2 separate regions of the Homo sapiens genome follow, and region 2 is linked to region 1. A link is an interaction called in ENCODE POLR2A ChIA-PET data of the cell type or tissue named here. Cell type or tissue: GM12878. All regions are shown on one strand. Links, peaks and the distances in the headings refer to the core of each region. The heading gives the core; the rest is flanking DNA. Region 1 has its middle 110 kb from the start of LINC02399. Region 2 overlaps LOC107984543 (a long non-coding RNA gene).

Evidence for each region. Peaks named below come from ENCODE experiments on the same cell type or tissue, not always from the same donor. Only the 100,000 strongest peaks of a DNase experiment are listed, where the experiment ranks them.
Region 2: POLR2A ChIA-PET joins it to region 1 with 12 read pairs; 3 of 35 experiments call an interaction of 5 or more read pairs at or near these places.

The regions. Positions count from the first base shown.
Region 1 is chr12:89,831,237-89,834,161 of GRCh38, forward strand. No RefSeq gene overlaps it. Among named protein-coding and RNA genes, the nearest start is that of LINC02399, 110 kb to the right of the region's middle. In GM12878, for the core only: no CTCF peak of the experiment used is centred there; no DNase peak of the experiment used is centred there.
Region 2 is chr12:89,755,346-89,758,270 of GRCh38, forward strand. The region is part of intron 2 of LOC107984543 (a long non-coding RNA gene); the gene reads left to right. Among named protein-coding and RNA genes, the nearest start is that of ATP2B1-AS1, 48 kb to the left of the region's middle. In GM12878, for the core only: no CTCF peak of the experiment used is centred there; a DNase peak (open chromatin) is centred at 1,506; H3K27ac peaks cover 1,802 bases.

The sequences.
Region 1 (2,925 bases), core at 243-2,742:
GGAATCCTAATGTACTTTGGTGCTCTTTGTGCCTAAAATTTTTCATTTAGGTAAGATAATAACTTCTCAGTTTTGCTTAAACACATTTAAACTGAGTTTTTATCTTTTGCAACAGAAAGAATCCTGACTTAGGCAGTCGTTTTCTTTGGAATTCAAATGCCTACATCATCTGAGGCTTGGTCTCAATCAGGTGAAATGCAGCAACATAACACAATAAAATTAACTTGTGTAGAATGCCTTCTGGGGTCCAGAGCCAGGTGCTTCCTCAAGGACTGCCTCTCAGAGCACAATGGTGATGTGGTACTGACTGTGGAAGCTGAGAGCAAAACTATAACTGTGCCCTGAATGCACATGCTCAAACTGAGCCTCTGGTTCGATAAGTGCCAGATGTTTTGGACCCTATGGGAACACTGCTGTGTTCTTATCATTGACAGAAAGAAATGTTCCTCACATTATTAAGGTTCGATAGTATTATTTAAGGAAGTAAATACAGTATATGTATCAAATAGTAAAAGTTAAGAATTTTGGTTGGTTTTGAGGGAGCAGAGTAAAAGCCTGAGGGAAATGAAGCCAGACTTCCTAGTAGTAAATTACAAGTTACAATCTTGCCCATGGTCAGCTGAGAAGGAATCATCCACCAGCGATGGATCTCTTGAGAAACTAAATACCTTCGCTACCCAGGTTACTCTTTCAGTGGGCATTAATGATTGACAGTACATGTAGAGTGATCTGAGTTATACATCACTCCATAATTAAAGTTTTCTTTTGCCCTCTCTTGACTTCTGTAACTTGACACATATTACTCAACCTTTCCTTGTCTACATTTTTGGTCCAGAAATTGGGAATAATATTAGCAGCTTTAGTATTTTGAAAAAACCTAGATCCTAGACACTAAGTAATTTGGCATTAGCTTTTTGTGAAGCACTTGGCAAAAATATACCCATACAGATACTTCATGGAAAATAGTATCAACTTATCCTCATCAATTTTACTTTTTACTGTTTGCTTTTGGACAGCTTTATCTCTTTTCATATCACTGAATTCAAAAAATATAAATCTTTACAAAGAAAATGTAATATTCCCACAAAACTGGGTTTCTATGGAATTAAATGATGATTTTGTATTAATATGTTAGGAATTGCCACCTGTCTTCTTTCAGACATGACTGATTTTCTTTTTATGCCTTGGCTGGTTCCACAGCTCATGTAAATAATATTTATCAAGTAGCTCCATCCCTTGAATAGCTGTGTGCTTTATCCTTCTGAGGTCTAAAGTCCAGTTCATCTCAACAAGTGTTGTCTTACGTTCATCCGAGGGGCTATTTTGATCATCTTATGTCATGTAAGGAAGCACAGCAGGAGTGGTTAAAAGCAAAGGTTCTGGAATCCTACAGAGGAGGATCCAGACAAAAGCTGTGCTCTATCCTAGTTTTGAACCTGGGAAAGTCACTTCAACTCTTTAAGCTTCAATTTCTTCATTTTTAAAGTGAGGATCAGTTGAACCTCCTTCTTGTAGGATTAAATGAGTTAATCCATGTAAACAGATCAGCGGAGTGACTTCTGCAGGATAATCACAAATAAAATCACAGTTTATTTTATAATCACAAATAAAATTGGCTCTCATTTGTGATTCAGGGATAGAGAAAACAAAACTCATATGGCTTTTTCAGAATATACTACTGAGATTTGGTCTCTAAGTTAAACCAGTTCTTCTCAACCGAAGGACAATTTTGCACCTGCACCCACCTTCATGGGGACATCAGGCAATGTCTGGGAACATTTTTGCTTGTCCCAATTCATGGGAGTAGGGTGGGGCGGCTGCTACTGGCATCTAGTGTGTAGAGGTAGTAGGATGTTCAGTTTCTGGACATTCTACAATGCACTGGTGGCCCCCACCCTACTCCCCAGCAAGGAATCATCTGGTTTAAAACGTCAGCAGTGCTGAGGTTCAAAAACTCGGAAGTAAATGGAAAGGTAGAGGAGGCATGAATAAATTCTTATCAAGAAACCAGTCTATCAACAGGTATTTGTCACCTTACTACTCCAGGTGTAATATCTTCACCTTCCAGCTGTGGACCCTTTTTACAGTTTCCGTCCTGTAGTCACATATATTGACTTATTAAATGTCAACAACAACAACAACAAAAATAACTAGAAAAACAGGCTGCCTTGGCATTATCCCTTGACACTGCCCCTCTTTTCTTTTGCAGATGAGGAGTTGGGCTAAGGGGCTGACTTTCTCACAGAAACACAGATGATAATTAAACTCAGATGTTCTGAGTCCCAAGCACAGTGCTCTGCCACTCTCACATGCCAAGCATTGCATTTCTGTGGAGAGTGCATGAGACATTTTAGACATGGATCCTCCCCTAAGATTCTTACTCAGTTGTTAGAGATTTACACCCATGAACAGTTATTTTTACCTTTTGGGCTATAATAGATGCACATTCTGCCCCTCCTCAGTGTTACAGAATATTGAAATGTAGCTAACCTGAAACAAGCATTTTCTTTCCCAGTAATATCAGAGGGCTCTTTTGTAACATAAATGTAGTAGCTAGTCTGCAAAACAAGGGTGCTACCCTTTCTTTACAATCTGTACTTTCCTAGCATATGCCATCATGTTCCTTTTCCCCCACCAGTCCTCCTACATAGTCCAGATGGTGCCTGGCCTGCTCTTGCAAACTTCTGATTGCCTCTATTTCTTTTTCATGCTCATCCTCTTCTGAGTACTGAGTGTGAGGAGTTGAGGCTTACCAGTATGATGATGTGACATCCAACTCAAGGCCCAGATGTTAAAATATTCCAAAATGCAACCAGTTTCAACACGTTAACTTTGTTCTTCTCTGCTTAGCAGCTGTGAGCATGTTGGTACCTGCAGATTATTTCATGAAGTTTTGGAAAGCACTGATTCTTAATTCAGGTTTTA
Region 2 (2,925 bases), core at 324-2,823, 76 kb before region 1:
GGTGCTATAATAATAAAATATGAGTGAATGGCAATGGGGAGTTATTTGTTAATGACTCTAGAGTTTCAGTTTTATAAGATAAAGAGTTCTGGAGATGGATGGTGATGGTGGTTGCACAACAATATAACTGTTGGCTTTTTTTTGTTTGTTTTGTTTTTGAGATGGAGTCTCACTCTGTTGCCCAGGCTGGAGTGCAGTGGCGTGATCTCGATCTCGGCTCACTGCAACCTCTGCCTCCTGGGTTCAAGCGATTCTTGTACCCTAGCCTCCTGAGTAGCTGTGATTACAGGCACCTGCCACCACACCTGGCTCTTTTTTTTTTTTTTTTTGTATTTTTAGTAGAGATGGGGTTTCACCATGTTAGCAGGCTGGTTTCAATCTCCTGACCTCAAGTGATCCTCCTACCTCGGCCTCCCAAAGTGCTAGGATTACAGGCATGAGCCACCGCACCCAGCCATAACTGTTCTTAATACCATTGAACTGTACATTAAAAATAGTTAAGATAGTATATCTTATATTATGTATATTTAAGCACAATAAAAATTGAAAACAAAACAATAACAAAATAGATAAATGAATAAATAATTTAAAAAAACATGAGGAAACAAAAAAAGACCTTTGCCCTCTATGGAGCTCATAATCTAGCACGGGGCAATAGACACTACATATTATATTATTTATACATTAGAAGGTCATAAGTGCTAGAGGAAAGGTAGGGGGATTAGGCATCTCTAGGTTAGTTGCTGTTTTAAAAAGAATTGTCAGAGTAGGCCTCTTACTCTTTGATCAAAGACATGGAGATGATGGAATTAGCTACATAAATATCTGGGTTCCAAAGCAGTGAGAACATCCAGTGCAAAAATCCTTAGGTAGGAGCATGCCTGGCACGTTCTAGGGATGTCAAGGAGGCCAGTGTGGCTGGGACAGGGTGGGGGCAGAGAGAGATAGGTAGGAGTTGAGGTTACAGTGGTAAAGGGAAGTCAGATCATATGGGTTCTTGAGATCGTTGGAAGGACTTTGGTTTCTACTCTGAGAGAAATGGGAACCATTGCAAAGTTTTAAAAAGGAGAACGGATGATGTGACATATTTTAAAAGGATAATTATTTACAGAGAGAATAGACTCAAGTGAAGAAGCAGGGTACCTGCTTAGGAGGCTGTTGTATTAGTCTTTGGGTGAAAGATGGTGGTGGCTTGGACTAGAGCAGTAGCAGTATTCGTGGTGGGAAATGGTCAGATTTTTACATATTTTAAAGGTAGCGCCAACAGAATTTCCTAAAGGATTAGAGGTAGGGTGGAAAAAAGAAAAGTCAAGGATGACTCTAAAGTTTTTGACTTGAGCACCTGGACTGTTGGAATGACATCATGGGAGAGGCTTTGAGTGAGCAGTTTTTTTAGGGGGAAGATCAGGAGTTCAGTTTTGAACACATTGAGTAAACTCTGTTATTACAATTTGGTTTTTTAAGTTGCACAAGTGAGGGCCATGGAAAATATGAGTCAACGGTATAGTATCTTTCACATAGTATTGGCTCAGAGTAGGCGTGTCCTTTAGATGTGGAAGAAAAAAGAGGATGTAAGATTGTAAGAGCTCTGTTGCTGACTCATGTTTTTCATGACTGTCACTTGTGCAACTTAAGAAAATTAACTGTAATCATAACAGCTAACAATATTGAGCTGTTACTATGAACAAATAGATGACATGTTAACTTATGCTAATGTGTGTAATTGAAGGAAATGTTAAATTGCAGTTAGAGGGTAGTGAGATTCCCATCCAAGTTCATGGAATCTGTCTTCTGTCCTTGGACTCCAGATTGAGAACCCTGCAGTGATTTTTAGTTTACAAATACCCCTGGGCCTAGATTGTTATCCTCACAGCAGTCTTAAGGAATAGGTCAGTGAGGTTATCCCTTTCATACTCGGAAGTCGGGAGTGGCTTGCCCAAGATAAAAACATGAATTCAACTTCCAGGTTCTCTGACTTCAATGCCAACAATTTCTCAATATTCCCTGCCACCCAACTTTCACTGATCATTTAAAAACTTACAAAAATGTTAGAATAGTACAGTACAATGAACACAGCATACTTTTAACCTATTTCACTAACTGATTATTGTGCCACATTTGATTTATGTCCTTACAAACACACACATACACATACACACAAACACACACGGGAGTTTTTTAGTGACTTTTTAAAAAGTAAATTGCAGGAATTCTGTCACATCCAAGTATGTTTAACCTGCATCCCTTAAGAATAAGAGCATTCTAGAGAACCCATAAATAAAGTCACACACCTACAACCATCTGATCTTGGACAAAACTGTCCAAAATAAGCAATGAGGAAAGGACTTCCTATTCAATAAATGGTGCTGGGATAGCTAGCTAGCAATATGCAAAGGAATAAAACTGGATACCTACCTTTCACCATATACAAAAATTAATTCAAGGTTGATTAAAGCTTTAAATGTAAGACCTCAAACTATTAGAATCCTAGAAGAAAACATAGGAAACACTATTCTGGCCACTGACCTTGGGAAAAAATTTATGATTAAGCAATTGCAGCATAAACAAAAATGGACAAATGAGACCTAATTAAACTAAAGAGTTTCTGTACAGCAAAACAAAAACAAAATAAAAACTATAAACAGAGTAAACAGACAACTCACAGAATGAGAGAAAATATTTGCAAACTCTGCATCCAACAAAGGTCTAATATCTAGTATCTATAAGAAATTTAAATAACTCAGTAAGCCAAAAACAAATAACCACATTAAAAAGGGGTCAAAAGACAGAATGGACGCTTCCCAAAAGAAGACACACAATTGGTCAACAAACATGAAAAAGTGCTCCACATCATTAATCAGAAGAAATGTAAACCAAAACCACAATGAGATATCATCTCACACTAGTCAGAATGGCTATTATTAA